Linked DNA regions of Homo sapiens: region 2 is linked to region 1. The links are chromatin loops, found by intact Hi-C in ENCODE. Cell type or tissue: OCI-LY7. All regions are shown on one strand. Each heading gives the region's core, and the rest is flanking DNA. Links, peaks and the distances in the headings are about the cores only.

Region 1 (7,974 bases), core at 1,828-4,327:
CCTTACCTCCGAGCCTCCCTACACAGCAGAGACCTCTCTCCTACATGACTGCCACCCACCATTGTCCTAGAAATAAGTCAAACAGTGGCATTTGTCAGTCCCACATCTAGTCGTAGCAGGGTGCTGTGTGGGGCGGGCGTGGTGGCAGAGAAAAGGTGTGTCTTGGAGCAGTGAGAAAAGTACTCAGGGCTGTGCTTCCTCAAGGAGTCTCATGGCATGTAGCCTGCCTGGAAAGTTTTCTGCCAGCATCTAGCAGGTTGCATTTCACAAGCGGCATAAATCCTCCTTAACCGTTTGCCCTTACAGCTAGTTTGCATGTGATGGTAAATCTGAATTGTTACTCAGTGACTGTATTTATTAAGAACAGCCCACCTGCAAGGTACTGTGGCATCGAGGGTACCAGGTTAGGAGGAAACTAGCATTTTTTTTTTTTTAGACAGAGTCTCGCTCTCGTTGCCCAGGCTGGAGTGCAATGGCACTATCTCAGCTCACTGCAACCTCCACCTCCCGGGTTCAAGTGATTCTCCTGCCTCAGCCTCCCAAGTAGCTGGGATTGCAGGCGCCTGCCGCCATGCCTGGCTATTTTTTTGTGTATTTTTAGTAGAGACGGGGTTTCTCCATGTTGGCCAGGCTGGTCTCAAACTCCTGACCTCAGGTGATCCGCCCAAAGTGCTGGGATTACAGGCGTGAGCCACAGCGCCTGACCTCAGCAAAAGAATTTGGTAAGTCTAGAGGTAAAGCTTAATACTGTAAAGATGCTAAAGATGCTGTCTTCCCAGATCATTAATTTAGTGCAATGTCAGTCATGATCCTAGATTTTAAAAAGCAATTTTTTAAAATATAGAGACAGGGTCTCTTTGTTGCCCAGGCTGGTCTCAAACTCCTGGCTTCAAGTGATCCTCCTGCCTTGGCCTCCAAAGTACTGGGATTACAGGCATGAGCCACCATGCCTGGCCCTTAAATAGATTTTTAAATATAACTTGACAAAATAAATCTCACCGGATTGAGAAAATACATAAACATAGCCAAGAAAAACAATTTTTTTGAGTCAGAGTCTCATTCTGTGTCACCCAGGCTGGAGTGCAATGGTGCAATCATGGCTCACTGTAGCCTCACTCTCCTGGGCTCAAGTGATCCTCCAGCCTCAGCCTCGTCGGTAGCTGGGACTACAGGCACACACCACTGCACCTGGCTAATTTTTTCTTAAATTTTTGTAGAGACAGGGTTTCACTATGTTGCCCAGGCTGGTCTTGAACTCCTGGCCTCAAGTGACCCTCCTGCCTATGCCTGGCTGAAAATTTTGATGAGAATGGGGTTGTGTAAGTATGTTCACCCTGACAAAAGAGCTGTTTGCTTTGGATTTATGGACTTTTCTGTATGTATATTACACTTCTATAAATGTTTACAAAATTTGGGGTAGGATATAGAAAGTAGAGATAAACTTGTCTTATAAAAACATACTACAGGGCTATCATAATTAAAACTGTAAGGCATAATAAGACAAATAGCTCAATGAAATGGAAGAATCTTGCTACAGAATTTAATGTGTAAGACATGGGGAAATTATTGATTGTTCAATAAATACTGTTGAGACAATTAGCAATCCATTTGGAAAAAATAAATTATAGACCGCCCCTCCTGACCATATCATACACAAAATCCCCTTTAATTCCAGGGGTTAAAGATATAAATAGCATGATCATTCACTGATGGTAGAAGGATTAATTCATACTGCCTTTTTGTAGGACAACTTGGTAGGCTCCTTCAACATTTAAAATGTGCAGGTGGGGCGTGATGGCTGACGCCTGTAATCCCAACACTTTGGGAGGACAAGGCGGGTGGATCACTTGATCCCAGGAATTTGAGACCAGTGTGGGTAACATAGTAAGACCCTGTCTCTACAAAAAATACACTAATTAGCCAGGTGTGGTGTGTGTGCCTGTGGTCTCAGCTACTCAGGAAGCTGAGTTGGGAAGATAGCTTGAGCCCGGGAGGTTGAGGCTGCAGTGACCCATGATCGCACCACTGCACTCCAGCCTGGGGTGACGGAGTGAGACCTTATATCATAAACAAATAAATATATGTATGTATTTGTGTGTGCATGTGTGCATATATATGTGTGTGTGTGTGTGTGTGGGTGTGGGTGTGTATCCCTTGCTCCAACAATTTCATTTCTTGACTCTCTCAAGTTGGCCTACACATATATGTGCACATGGATTGATGTGCATCTGTGTTCACTGTGGTGCATATAATGTGATAGTGGAAAACTGGAAACTACCTCCATGTCCATTAGGAGGGGAATGGCTAAATTACATACATCCACACAAGAGATTACCATGTGTCACAATTCAAATAATAAGATAGGTTCAGTCATTCATGCAACAAATATTTATTGAGCAACTACTATGTGCTAAGACCAGTTCTTAGCTCTGGGGATAGAGCAGAAAACAAAACAGTCTCTGCCTTCATGGGGATTATATTTTAGTGGGGTTGACAGCCAATGAACAAAGAACAATAAAAATATAGTACGATTCAGAGTGAGAATATTGTGAATCAATAAAACAGGGTAAGGGGGGACAGGGACAGGGAGGTGGCATTTCAGACTGGGTGCTCATCAAATCTTCTCCAAGGAGGTAACATCTGGGCTTTATTTGAGGGAGCTCTTCATTCACGGAAAAGAGGTCTCCAGAAACATTAAGAAAAAACAAAACAAAACAAAAGTAATTACAGGACAACTTATGGTTTTTAAACTATGCCTTTGTTTTCCTAAGCATGCATATAGGTATACAGGTATAGATCTGGACATCAGCCAATGGCTGGACATGGTGGCTCACACCTGGAATCCCAGCACTTTGGGAGGCCAAGGCAAAAGGACGGCTGGAGCCCAGGAGTTCGAGACCAATCTGGACAACATGGTGAAACCCCATCTCTACAAGAAATACAAAAATTATAAAAATTAGCTGAGCGTGGTGGTGTGGGCTTGTAGTCCCAGCTACTTAGGAGGCTGAGGCGGGAGGATCACTTGAGCCCAGGAGGTTGAGGCTGTGGTGAGCTACAATCGTGCCACTGTACTCCAGCCTGGGTGACAGAGACTCCGTCTCAAAAAAACTAAAAAATGTAGACATCAGTCAAACTGCTAATATTAAAGGAGTGGTTTAACACTTATTTTCCAGCAAGCACATATTCACGTTACTTTTAGAATAGACTTTTCAACTCTGTGAACAAAAGCTATTTAGAGCACATATGCAAAAGAGTTGGGTCAGCAGAAGCAGCCTAGGGGTTAAGAGCGTCTTCCCTGGGGCAAAAATGTCCCCAGCCGGCTCAGCTGCTAGCTTTGTGACCTCAGGCAAGCTGTGGCTTCAGTTTGTCTAGAGTAGCTGTTCCATTTGGGTTTGTACCTAGAGGGAGGAGGCCAGGGGTGCTGCTGAACACCCGACAATGAGCAGGACAGCTCCCCCATTTGTCAAGAGCAATGTGGAGAAGCCGTGCTCCAGAACAAGGGGCAGTGCCCGCCTCTCAAGGGTTGAGGACTCACGGTGTGCAATGCACTTAGCATAGGCCCTGGCACATAGCAAGTACTCAATAAATAGGAACTATTTTTATTACTGGACTTCCCTGAAAACTAAAAAAAAAAAATGTTGAGAGTATGGAGGACGTGGTAGTGCCAGGAATCAGTTCTGCTGAATCCCAATTCCAGCAGCTGGCTGGAAGGGATCTCTGACCTCCACAGCAACAACAGTCTTCACGGGGTGTGTGTCTGCCAATGGGATGGCCTATACAGAGCTCCTCGTTCCTTCTGTTTGGTTTTTCTGGTTTGAATCTCATCTCCTGCCAGTAGTTCAGGGACATTCCCACCAGATCACCTGGTCTCTTGTACGTATTCAGCTGTGCTCTCTCAGACATTCCCTGTGGTTCAGAAGAAACACACTCAAGCTTCTCTTGTGGGAAAACCAAAACCCAACCCCACCTCACCTCCCACCCCCAGCTTCCCGCGCTTCCTGTGGCCCTGACCTCCTCTTTCCACCCCTTCCCAGGAAATCCAAGAGACACCCACTCTGCTGCTATCTCCTCCTTCCACCCCATCAGGTCAGCAAAACGGCTCCTGCCACATTTCCAACACCTGGCCACTGCCAACTCACTGCTTCTCCCTCTTCCTCTTGTATCGCTTCTCTGCTGCCTTCAGCACGGCTGACCACTCTCCCTCTTGGCCTGCTTGTCCTCCCACCCCTCCTCCTGCTCACTCATCCTCCTTTTCTCAACCAGGTTCTCAGAGGCTGGGCCAAGGCTGCTGCCTTCTCTTACTCCATGCTTCCTGTTCTCAATCCCCCAGCAATCTCACCCGCTGCTGGGTCCTTACTAACCTCCTCCACCCAAAGACTCCCCAGTCTGCCTGTAGCCCCCACCCTGCTGTCTCTGCCAGGTTGTCTCAAAACTCCCTGAACTCAGCAGTCACAACTGATCTCGTATCTATCCCGCCAATCTGGTCTGACTCTAGTGCCCCCATCTCAGGGAATGGCCCTGTTACCTGTGCAAGTGGGAAGCCAGCAGCTTAGGTGGAGTCCTCCATCCCCATCACCCCTGGCAGGTCCTGGGAGCACGACCTCAGTATCTCCCAGTCTCCCCTCCTCCGTCGTCCCTGCACCCATCTCACTCGCCCCTGCTTCTCTTCTGCTTCTGTACCATCGCTCGTTCTCCCTGCAACCAGAGCCATCTCTCAAAGTTGCTATGGAATCCGAATCGCATCACGCAGCCCTGCCTGCTGAAAACTCTTGAATCCACTGCTCTAAGGATGAAATGCAAACTCCTCCCCCTGTGCGCCCCCCTGCCCCCTCTACTCCAGCCACGCTGGCTTCCTCCCTGCCCTGCAGCTGTGTGCCACACGCTCCTTGTCTCCCCCTAGCTCACTTGCTTCCACCTTCCCTACATTCCCAACTGGAATGCCCACCCTACCATGCACTCGTCACCTGCAGCTTCCCCTTTTGGACCAGGTATTGAGGATACAATTTTAATCATACCCCCCAGTGGACCGTAAGTTTAATGAGTCCACTGATCCTGTCTTATTTTCTCTATTATTATGTCCCCGGCATCTGACACTATTAATACTGTGAGTGGCAAACATTCAACACATAGAAGCCATGATGACAATCTCTGAGCAGAATCTGGCATATAAACCCTACACTGATCCCAGAGAACCTTCTGGAATCAAACTCCATCAACCCTCACCACCCCCTTCACCCCCAAGTCCCCTCACTCAAGTGTCTTATGCAACTTTCTTGGTACCACCTGGGTGATTCTTGAAAGAAAACCCAAGCGTGGGCATGCCTGGGCAGCACAGTGGAGGACTGCTTCTGTTACACTGCGTAGCTTTTTACTCAGCCCGTTCACCTGCAGCACGGGTCAGGCAGTATTTACCCCAGCAAGACCCAGAGCTCAGCTGAGCTGCCTTAAGTTGAACTCCTGTAGGAAAGGAAAGGAAAAAGGAAAGACCCCCAAGGACCCAAACTGTCCTACACAAAGAGAAATGACCACCAAGGTTTGGTTCTTGAATATGTATTTTTTACTGAAAAAATCATTCATAAATTAACATACAAAAATGTACAAACACATGAGTAAATAATGTAATGACAAAGGACTATTTTTGTGAAAAGTGTTTTTTAAAACATCTTTAGATTTCAGTGCAAAAATGTACCCCTGGCACCTCTTAAAACGTAAGAGCAAGCTCAAAAACACGTAGTGATGGAAATAAGCTAGCTACGCTCAATGCCATCGTCAATGGTGAGTGGATACAATCAATCCATGTGGCTCCTGCTCAGCTATTAATGTCTGTGGTAGAGGATCTCTGACAAGAGGACCTATTATGTCAAAATGAGTATTCTTGCAAATACCCCCCCACCCCCCAAAACAGCATGAACAAACGGGGACACCTTTCCCTGCACACAGCAATCAAAGACAAGATTAAGGGGCCACCCATCAGTAGCCTTGAAGATTTTCAGCTACCAATATATGCACAAGGTCACATTTGGTTCCTGTTTTTTTTTTTAACATGACAATTTCACACTATTAACAGCACACGGGCCTGGCTGTACGTTTTTAACTATGACATTTCCCATATGATATTCGAGGCCTGGTGGACACATGACTGACAGTGCACATCCAGAGATTCTACACTCATCAGACACAGACATGACCGCAAAGGTATCAAAGTGACCCCACTTTAAGCAGTGAAAAAAGACCTTTCCTTTTGTTCTCAAATCAGCATTTTCTAAAGTCAGGTGTTAGCCTTTTGCCAACAGTGTGTACTTGATGGTAATTATGGCAACATAGAGCTTCAAACAAGATCGCCTGACAACACTGCCGCATACACATACGGCACCCAGGACTCAGAATCAGTCTGTCCTGGCAAATCCTTCCAAATGACATCATAGTGTTGTCACATTGAAAGCAACTCACAGCCTTCAGTGAGGAAAGGGGAGAGGAGAATGAGAAGGGGAGAAAAGCCAAGGCAGGGACAAAGGCCCGGTGGGGGATGGGGGTTGCAGGGTGGAGGGGGGTCTTTATTGCTATATGCACCATAAAACAAAGGAAAACCAAATGAACTTCTGTGTGTAATGTTCACTTGTGAAGGTATTTTAAAGCATGAAATGCTTAAGTCTTAAAAAACATATGCTATAGCTTACCGGCATTTTCAAGGGCAGGAACCTGCTCTCTCATATGAGCCGATAAGAGCTTTGCAATGCAATTTATTTTCTAAATACCACTCTATTCTTCAAAAGAACAAAAACACAAACAAACAAACAAACAAAACAAGGCCTGGCCAATCACTCCCACAGTTTGTGGGGATCATATGTCCACAGAACCATCACATGCAACGAAAAAAGCCCTAACCCACACACATACACACACACACCCCTACACACACCCATGTAAACTATGAAAATCAAGGAAGTTGAAGGCAAACAAGGCAATTAAAAAAAAATACGAAGTACTCTTCAGAAAGTACTCCTCATCACAATATATAAATATGTTTTATGGAAAACAAGGGCGGGGGAGGAAAACTGGCATTTTCCAGAATTCTGCAGAAGCCGACAGAGACTACAATTTGAGGGCTTTGGTTTGGGGAAAAACAAAGAGGCACAAATTCAAATACAATTTAGAACATGACTTCAAGGCTGGGCGCAATGGCTCACACCCGCCCATAATCCCAGCACTTTGGGAAGTCAAGGTGGGCGGATTGCTTGAGTCCAGGAGTTCGAGACCAGCCTGGGCAACATGGAAGAAACCCCTGTCTCTACTAAAAATACAAAAAATTAGCCAGGTGTGGTGGTGTGCACCTGTAGTCCCAGCTACTCGGGAGGCTGAGGTGGGAAAATGGCTTGAGCCTAGGAGATGGAGGCTGCAGTGAGCTGTGATCGTGCCACCACACTCCAGCTTAGGCGACAGAGCCAGACCGTCTTAAAAAACAAAACAAAAAATAATATGACTTCAAAATGCAGGTGGGGGTGTGAGCAGTGCACCTGGGCTCTTGCTGTCTGGAGCTTTGTTAGTCTAATTTCAAAGCTTCAATCCGGTCTTACCTGGATCCCAGCTGCCCCACAGCACACAAGTGTCACCAGCTCCCTGGCTCCTGGCTCCCTATTTGAGTGCTCCTTGGTTCTATGTATCAGTTACTAATGTTGACAAAGAATCTTTCCAGAAACCAAAAAGGGACACAGAGGAATCACTGAAGCCAGCTGGTAATGTAGGCACATTGTTCAGAAACTGTGGCCAAGTTCCACAAGAGAAAAAGTAAGAGGGGGAGGGATTCCCATACACACCCCCGCCCCCCGCCCCCCGCCCCGCCATGCTGATGAAAAGACAGAACACGAAGCCTGGAGAGCCAGAGATGTGTGTGCAGCGAGCCCCGAAGGGCCTGCTTTAGGCAGGAAGCAGCCTGCTCTAACAGCAGCCTCCCGCTTAGCGGAGAGTGGGATGAGC
Region 2 (7,974 bases), core at 3,695-6,194, 120 kb after region 1:
CTGGACTCAAGGGATCCTCCCACCTCAGCCTCCTGAGTAACTAGGACTACAGGTACACAGCACTGTGCTGGTTGATTTTTAAATTTTTTGTAGAGATGGAGTCTCACTATGTTGCCCAAGCTCGTCCTGAACACCTGGCCTCAAGGGTCATTTAGATGGTTTTCAATTTGTCTCTATTAAAAATAGACCTGCAACAAATGTTACTGTTCATACCTTCTTGGGCACGTGCATGACCTTTTCTCTCTGATGAGTACGAATAACAATAGTTCTTTATTTCTTTCTTTCTCTTTCTCTCTCTCTCTCTCTCTTTTCTTTTTTTGACAGAGTCTCATTCTGACACCCAGACTGGAGTGCAATGGCGCGATCTCGGCTCACTGCAACCTCCACTTCCCAAGTTCAAGCAATTCTCCTGCCTCAGCCTCCCAAGTAAATGGGATTTCAGGCGCCTGCCACCATACCCAGCTAATTTTTTTGTATTTTTAGTAGAGACAGGGTTTCGCCACGTTGGCCAAGCTGGTTTCAAACTCTTGACCTTAGGTAATCCACCTGCCTCAGCCTCCCAAAGTGCTGGGATTACAGGCATGAGCCACCGTGCCCGACTTTTTTTTTTTTTTTTTTCAGCATCTTGCTCTGTCACCCAGATGGGAGTTCAGTGGCGCGATCTCTGCCCACTGCAACCTCCTTTTCCTGGGTTCAAGCAATTATCCTGCCTCAGGCTTCCAAGTAGTTGAGATTACGAGCATACACCACCATACTCAGCTAATATTTGTATTTTTATTAGTGACGGGGTTTCACCATGTTTGTGAACAGGCTGGTCTCGAATTCCTGACCTCAAGTGATCTGCTTGCCTTGGCCTCCCAAAGTGCTGGGATTACAGGTGTGAGCCACCACTCCTGGCCCAATAACAATAGTTCTTATTTTAGTAATAATAATAATTGCTTCTACTTACTGAGCCCTTATTGCCTGAGCCGAAGCATTGCTCTAAGCCCTTTACTTGTATTAAATGATGTAATTATTTTTACGAGCTGGGCACAATGGCTCATGCCTGTAGTCCCAGCTACTAGGGAGGCTGAGGTGGGAAGATTTCTTGAGCCCAGAACTTGGAGGCTGCAGTGAGCTATAAGCTATGATCATGCCACCATACTCCAGCCTGGGCAACAGAACAAGACCTTGTCTCTCTTTTATTTTTTTCTCTTTTGAGACAGGGTCTCACTCTGTCACCCAAACTGGAGTGCAGTGGGGCGATCTTGGCTCACTGCAACCTCTGCCTCCTGGGCTCGAGGGATCCTCCCACCTTAGCCTTCCAAGTAGCTGGGACCACAGGCACACACCATCATGCCCAGCTAATTTTTGTATTTAGCCATGAGCCTCCATGCCCGGCAAGACCTTGTCTCTTAAAAAAAATTTATTATGTTGAATAAGAGAGGTTTTATTATTATTTCCATAGTACAGATGCAGAATCTGAGCCTCAGTTTTAGAAATTTGCCCAAAATTACATAACCAGTAAATGACAGAGCTGAGATGTGAACTCAAACATCCACTTCTTGAGTCTGAATATCCATTTTCTGTTTTCCTAGCTCTTACCAAGCTAGCCTGCTGAGGGACTATGCTAGTGTCCACACAGGCATGGGTCCTTCACCCACAGAGCCGCACTGCCACCCCAGGGATCACTTTCCAGGTTTGAGGCCCTGGGCCCCTGGATCTAGGGTAAGACATGCATCCCTGGAGCCTTGGAACTGGGCAGAGCTGAAGTTTCGGTCCATCTTGGAAGCACTAAACTACAGACATGCCCTGTGTCTTGTCCCATCCCCCTATTATTAAGTCCTGAGTCTTCCTCCCTGGCTGGTGATGTGCTGAGAGTGATAAGAAGATAACAGCAAGACAGACAGAGTGAGAGCGACAGGCTGACTTACGTAACCTGGTGGAAAGTGATACAGGCAGATTCGCTGATGGGAAACAAACAGAAAGGGAGTCAGGCAGAGCTTCCTGGAATCCAGGTCTAGGAGCTGCCAAAAACAGGCCTCCTCTCTTAGGAACAATTGAATGTCACTGCAGTAACCGAACACTGCTGGCCAGAGAGGCCTCCTGCCCACAGCCTCACAGAGCGGCCTGTGTGAGCCAGGACAGGCTCCAGAGGAAAAAAGGGCCTGGCAAGGTGCCCTGTGAGGCTATCTGAGGAGACATTGCAGTTCCTCACCCTGGATGGGCCTCCACCAGCACAGGGCTGCGAGTTGAAGGCCAGGGAATTCCCAGGGCGAGTCCCAGGCACAGAGGCTGTGAGCTAGGAGGGCTCTAACCTGGGGTTAAGCCCTGAACTCAGAAGCCGGGCTCCTAGGCTCTTATCCTAGCTTTTTTCTGCTGTGTGACCCTGGGCATGGCATAACCTCTCTGAGACCTCTCTCTCTCAGTCTTCTCATTGGTAGAAAGGGAATAAATATGTGATAGTAGATAAAAATAGGACTCGTAGAAAGGGGATAAAAATGTTATAAGAATCAAATAAGCCAGGGGCTTGACAAACCTTTTAGGTAAATAGCCATATAATATAGATTTTAGGCTTTGTCGGCAGTACAGTCTCTGCCACAACTATTCAACTCTGCTGTTGTACAGCACACAAAAACAACAACAACAAAAAACCAAATGACTATGCCCACGTGCCAATAAAACTTTATTTCTGGGTACTGAAACTTGAATTTTACATAATTTTCATGTGTCACAAAATATTCTTTTTTTTTTTAAATTTGTATTTATTTACTTGTTTTTATTTATTTGTTTATTTGAGATAGAGTCTCGCTCTGTTGCCTAGGCTGGAGTGCAGTGGCACATTCTTGGTTCACTGCAACCTCTGCTTCCTGGGTTCAAGTGATTCTTCTGCCTCAGCCTCCCCAGTAGCTGGGATTACAGGTGTGCACCGCCATGCCCGGCTAATTTTTATATTTTTAATAGAGACAGGGTCTCGCTATGTTAGCCAGGCGGGTCTCGAACTCCTGGTCTCAAGTGATCTGCTCACCTCAGCCTCCCAGAGGGTTGGGATTACAGGTGTGAGCCACTGCGCCTGGCCTCCAGCCATCATATTTTATCTAATGTTCCATTCGGAGACATGTAGATTGTCTCTAGTTTTTCTTTCTTTCTTTTTTTTCTTCTTTTTTTTTTTTTTTTTTTTTTTTTTGAGACGGAGTCTCCCTCTGTCGCCCAGGCTGGAGTGCAGTGGCGCCATCTCAGCTCACTGCAAGCTCCACCTCCCGGGTTCACGCCATTCTCCTGCCTCAGCCTCCCGAGTAGCTGGGACTACAGGTGCCCGCCACCACACCCAGCTAATTTTTTTGTGTGTGTTTTTAGTAGAGATGGGGTTTCACCATGTTAGCTAGGATGGTCTCAATCTCCTGACCTCGTGATCCACCTGCCTCGGCCTCCCAAAGTGCTGGGATTACAGGCGTGAGCCACTGCGCCCGGCCCTAGTTTTGCATGCTCAGGGCTGTGAAACACATCCTCAGCTATTCTTGTCTGCTTGTTTCTTAAACACCTAGACCTGGAATTTGCAGGGGGAAAAGCATAAACCTGGGGCCTCCAATGCATGTTACTTAGGCAGGTGGTTGTGCATTGGATTGCTCTTGTTCCTGGGCAGGACAGATAGTGGCTAAAAGCCAGGCTTTGAAGTCCTGTAGAGCAGAGTTCAAATCCCAGCTCAGTATTTACTGGCTGGGTAATCTTTGGCAGGTCACTTCACCAGTTTGAGCCTCCATTTCCTCATTTGTAAAATCCTGCCTTCATTGGTCCTCATCTCACTTCTGACTCTAAACCACCATATCCCAAGATGGGGCTGATTAGAATGACTTCCTCATGGAAGTTACAATTATTGAAATTGTAATCGCTTGATGAATGGAAGTTCCCACTTCTTTTATCCCAGGCAGTTTCTCAAAAGCAAAAGGAAAAGGAACTAAGGCCAAAATCTGGGAACCTACAAAATCACTGGGAATGAAACAGAAGTGTGGGCATTAGAATGGAGGCTCAATATCCCAGTCCAAGATCTATGGATCTGGTGGAAAATAACCCACTAAAACTGGCTCCAACTATAATAAAAGGGGGAGGCTGGGCTCGGTGGTTCAGCCTGTGATCCTAGCACTTTGGGAGGCCAAGGCGTGCAGGTTGCTTGAGCCCAGGAGTTTGAGACCAGTCTGGGCAACATGGCGAAACCCTGTCTCTACAAAAATACAAAAAATTAGCTGGGTGTGGTGGTGAGTGCCTGTAGTCCTAGCTACTGGGAGGCTGAGGTGGGAGGATCACCTGAGCCCAGGGAGTTTGAGGCTTCAGTGAGCCATGATTGTGCCACTGTTCTCTGTTCTCCAGCCTGGGTAACAGAATGAGACCCTGTCTCAAAAAAAAAAAAAAAAAAAAAAAAAAAGAGGAAAAAAGAAAGAAAAAAAAGGGGAAATTCACCATAAGAAGTATCAGTCAGGAGTGTTTCTGCTGTTGCAGAAACCCAACTAAATTTGGTTGAAGCATGAGGAGAATCAACTTTTATTTTTGGTCACTTAATTGAAAACATCAGGACAAGTGCCAGCTTCCAGCACAGCTGGACCCAAGGGCCAACATGTGGCTCCAGGGACTCTCCCTCCGTTTCCAGTGCTGCACTCCAGCTTTTGCTGTGTCCCCACTCCTGGGTCAAGATGGCCTCTCAGCAACCGCAGAGCCAGGCAATTCTGTCTTTTCACGGATGAGAACAGAAAGTCCCAGAAGGAAGTCTCACTGGGTCTAGCCTGGTCACATGCCCATTTCTAAACCAATCGCTGTGACTGGGCCAGCCTAGAGCTAGGCAGAGCTGGCCCCCACGGACAGAAAGGAGGAGACCCGTAGCTCCCGGGAGAATGCAGGTGCTGTTTCCAGAAGGGGCATCAAGGCCAGAAAGGCAAAGACAACAGGTGTCTATTATGCCACCTGGCTGTACTTTTTGTGAGAACCGCTGTTATCACATGAAACACAAGGGCAGGAAGTGCAGTGGCCTCACACATTTCTTAAATGAGCACCTGAAAGGCCACCAGGAATTGTGGCAGCCAAATCCTGGTCTCTCTATGACTCTGCCCACAGGTTTCCTCATCTCTGCTTCTCTCTTTTCCCTCTCCCTGTCTTCTTCCCTGAGCCCATGAGCAAACCCGACTGCCCCATAGCACCTGACAGCACAACCCCTTCCTTTAAGCAACAGCCCACAAGACTCACCACATTCTCAAGACAGAGAATCTGATCACCTCAACCAGTCAGGTGCCCGTCTTTGTGCAGTCAATTCTGGCTGGAGGGCAGGGTTGAGTAGCTTGTACGCGTGGTTTCATGGGGTAGTTGCACCTGTTTCAAAGAGAGATGGGTCACCACAAACTGGGCAGAAACCACACGATATGTCCATGATGCTCTGCAGCTGAATGAAGTTATCTACAAAGAAACTGAAGCCAAGGCCAGGCAGAAGTCAGGCCTGAAGCTAAGAATTTGTTTCCCCAAGACAGGAACATTCCTGCATCTGGAGGCTGAGGCTGCTTGGACAGAGAAGTGCATCCAGCTGCCAAGGTGAAGCTCTGAAGGGGCCTGTCCATGAGAGCAGGGCCAAGAACGCCTAAGCCCACCAGTAAGATGCAAGAACACCTGTGCGAAATAATAATAATGATCATAGCTGGGTGTGGTGCCTGACAGCTGTAATCCCAGCACTCAGGGAGACAGAGGCAGGAGGATCACTTGAGCCCAGGAGTTTGAGACCAGCCTGGGCAACCTGGCAACCCCTTCCCCACACCCCTTGTCTCCACAAAAACGACAAAAAATTTTTAAAATGATAATAATATAAAATAGCACTAATAATAAATGTTATTCAGTGCTGCTGACCAGGTATCACTCTAGACACTTAAATGAACAGCATTTTTGCTTTTTTGTTTCTTTGTTTTTGAGACAGAGCCTCACTCTGTCCCCCAGGCTGGAGTGCAGTGGCACCATCTTGGCTTATTGCAAACTCTGTCTCCTGGGTTCAAGTGATTTTCATGTCTCAGCCTCCGGAGCAGCTGGGATTACAAGCGTGTGCCACCACGCCCAGCTAATTTTTTGTATTTTTAGTGGAGACGGGGGTTTCACCATGTTGGTCAGGCTGGTCTCAAACTTCTGGCCTCAAAGTGATCCACCCGTCTCAGCCTCCCGAAGTGCTGGGATTACAGGCGTTAGCCACTGTGCCTGACCTAAATGCGCAGCATTTTTAAGCCTAATGATACAGTCAGATGGGTATTTATTATCCTCATTTACAGAACATATATTGAATGAGTGAGCATTAACTGATCTTTCACCTTATTAATTCACTTAGTCATTCACTCACTCAATGGATAAACAATTAATGAATGCCAACTATATGCCAAATACCATGTGTGCTGGGTGTTGGGACACAAGCAGTCCTGTCTTTGTGAATGTTACAGTAAAATGTTGGAGGCTCTGAAGGGTGAGTGGTCATTAATTAGACGGTTAGACTAATAAGAGGGGAAGGGAAAGGCATTCCAGGTAGAAGGAACTCCATGTGCTAAGGCACTGTGGGGGAAGGGCATGTGTGGGGTGGGAGCAATGCCTGTTGACTGATGGTGTGCCAGAGAGGCAGAGAGCCACGCAGTTTACACCTGCTGGCTCACTGACCCTTACCACAGTCCTGTGAGATAGCTACTGCTATTAATATCATTTTGTAGATGAGGAAATCGAGGCACAGAGAAGGTAAGTAACTTTCCCAAGGACACACAGCACCATTAGCAGTGAAAGAGCAGCAGTTATAACCCAGGCCTGTGACCAGAATTCTGAACATCTCTAATCTTTAAGTAAAGGAAGGCAGGAGAAATTGGTCCATTTGGGGCAGGTGTGTTTTCTGGGAACCTTCCAGCACTATTTTCACTTGCAGCTGTAGCCACAGGCTACATAGATGATTTCCAGAATGGAGGGGAAGAAGAGTGCACCCAGCCTTTCCTGGCCACAGGCAGGAATCCTTTTAGCCAGTTATTAATGCTCAGCCACAGGAGATGCCGCAGTGAGACACACAGAGGAGCCAGACCAGGGAGAGGCAGCAAGAAAGACAGCATTGATCCTGGAGGTATACATTTAGGAGAGAGAACCTGTCAGAACAGAAAGAGCTTGGACTTGGGACCAGGCCAACCTCAGCCCAAATGGCAGCCCTGCTACCCACCAGCTCTGTGACCTTAAGTAAGTTTCCTCTTAGTCTCCAGTTCTTTATTCAAGCAGAGTAAAAGTATGCTTCCCGCCTCCCTCCCACCTCCATCCTGTAGCCAACAGTCCCCCCTCCCCAGAGGCAGGCACTATGACTAGTTTCATGCATCATCTTCCGGGTAAATTGTAGAGAGATAGATGGATGAATAGAAGTATATATGTGTGTGTATAATATAGTACACACATATATGCAAATATTGTAACTATTGGGATGCTTTGACTAAGTACAAAAAAACCTACAGATGCAAGATTTACTTATTAAGAACTGTGGAGATAATAAATGCCTAATTTCTGTGTCCAACTGCTCATTAATGTCTAGTAAGAATCTCAAATTTAACATGGTTAAGATTAAACTTTTATTGTTATTATTATTATTTTGAGACAGAGCCTCACTCCGCTGCCCTGGAGTGCAGTGGTGCAATCTTGGCTTACTGCAGCATCAACTTCCCAGGCTCAAGCAATCCTCCCACCTCAGCCTCCTGGGACTGCAGGTGCACACCACCACGCCTGTCTAATAAAATTAAACTTTATGATTCCTCACCCTCCAAACCTGTTTCTCCCTTACTAAATACCTGGTTACTCAAGCCAAAAATACACTGAAATAATTCTGGATTTTTCTCTCTTTCACTCACTTTTTTTGGGGGGTGCTGGGGTGCAGTGGCGCCACCTCAGCTCACTGAAACCTCCACCTCCTGGGTTCAAGGAGATTCTTGCGCACCAGCCACTGGAGTAGCTGATTACAAGTGTGTG

The links. Peaks named below come from ENCODE experiments on the same cell type or tissue, not always from the same donor. Only the 100,000 strongest peaks of a DNase experiment are listed, where the experiment ranks them.
Region 2: a loop joins it to region 1, with 5 times the contacts of the local background. A loop is called at or near these places in 2 of 110 quality-filtered maps.

The regions. Positions count from the first base shown.
Region 1 is chr20:49,627,411-49,635,384 of GRCh38, forward strand. LOC124904926 (a long non-coding RNA gene) reads right to left here and starts at 4,786. Exons shown (of 2, transcript XR_007067638.1): 1 at 4,526-4,786; 2 at 2,374-3,906. B4GALT5 (beta-1,4-galactosyltransferase 5) reads right to left here. Exons shown (of 9, transcript NM_004776.4): 9 at 5,535-7,974. RefSeq lists enhancers at 3,201-3,250, 3,481-3,800, 3,851-4,533. In OCI-LY7, for the core only: no CTCF peak of the experiment used is centred there; DNase peaks (open chromatin) are centred at 3,381 and 4,312; H3K4me3 peaks cover 1,889 bases; H3K27ac peaks cover 2,289 bases.
Region 2 is chr20:49,746,021-49,753,994 of GRCh38, forward strand. No RefSeq gene overlaps it. Among named protein-coding and RNA genes, the nearest start is that of B4GALT5, 36 kb to the left of the region's middle. RefSeq lists an enhancer at 4,813-4,902. In OCI-LY7, for the core only: no CTCF peak of the experiment used is centred there; DNase peaks (open chromatin) are centred at 4,891 and 5,311; H3K4me3 peaks cover 1,577 bases; H3K27ac peaks cover 2,500 bases.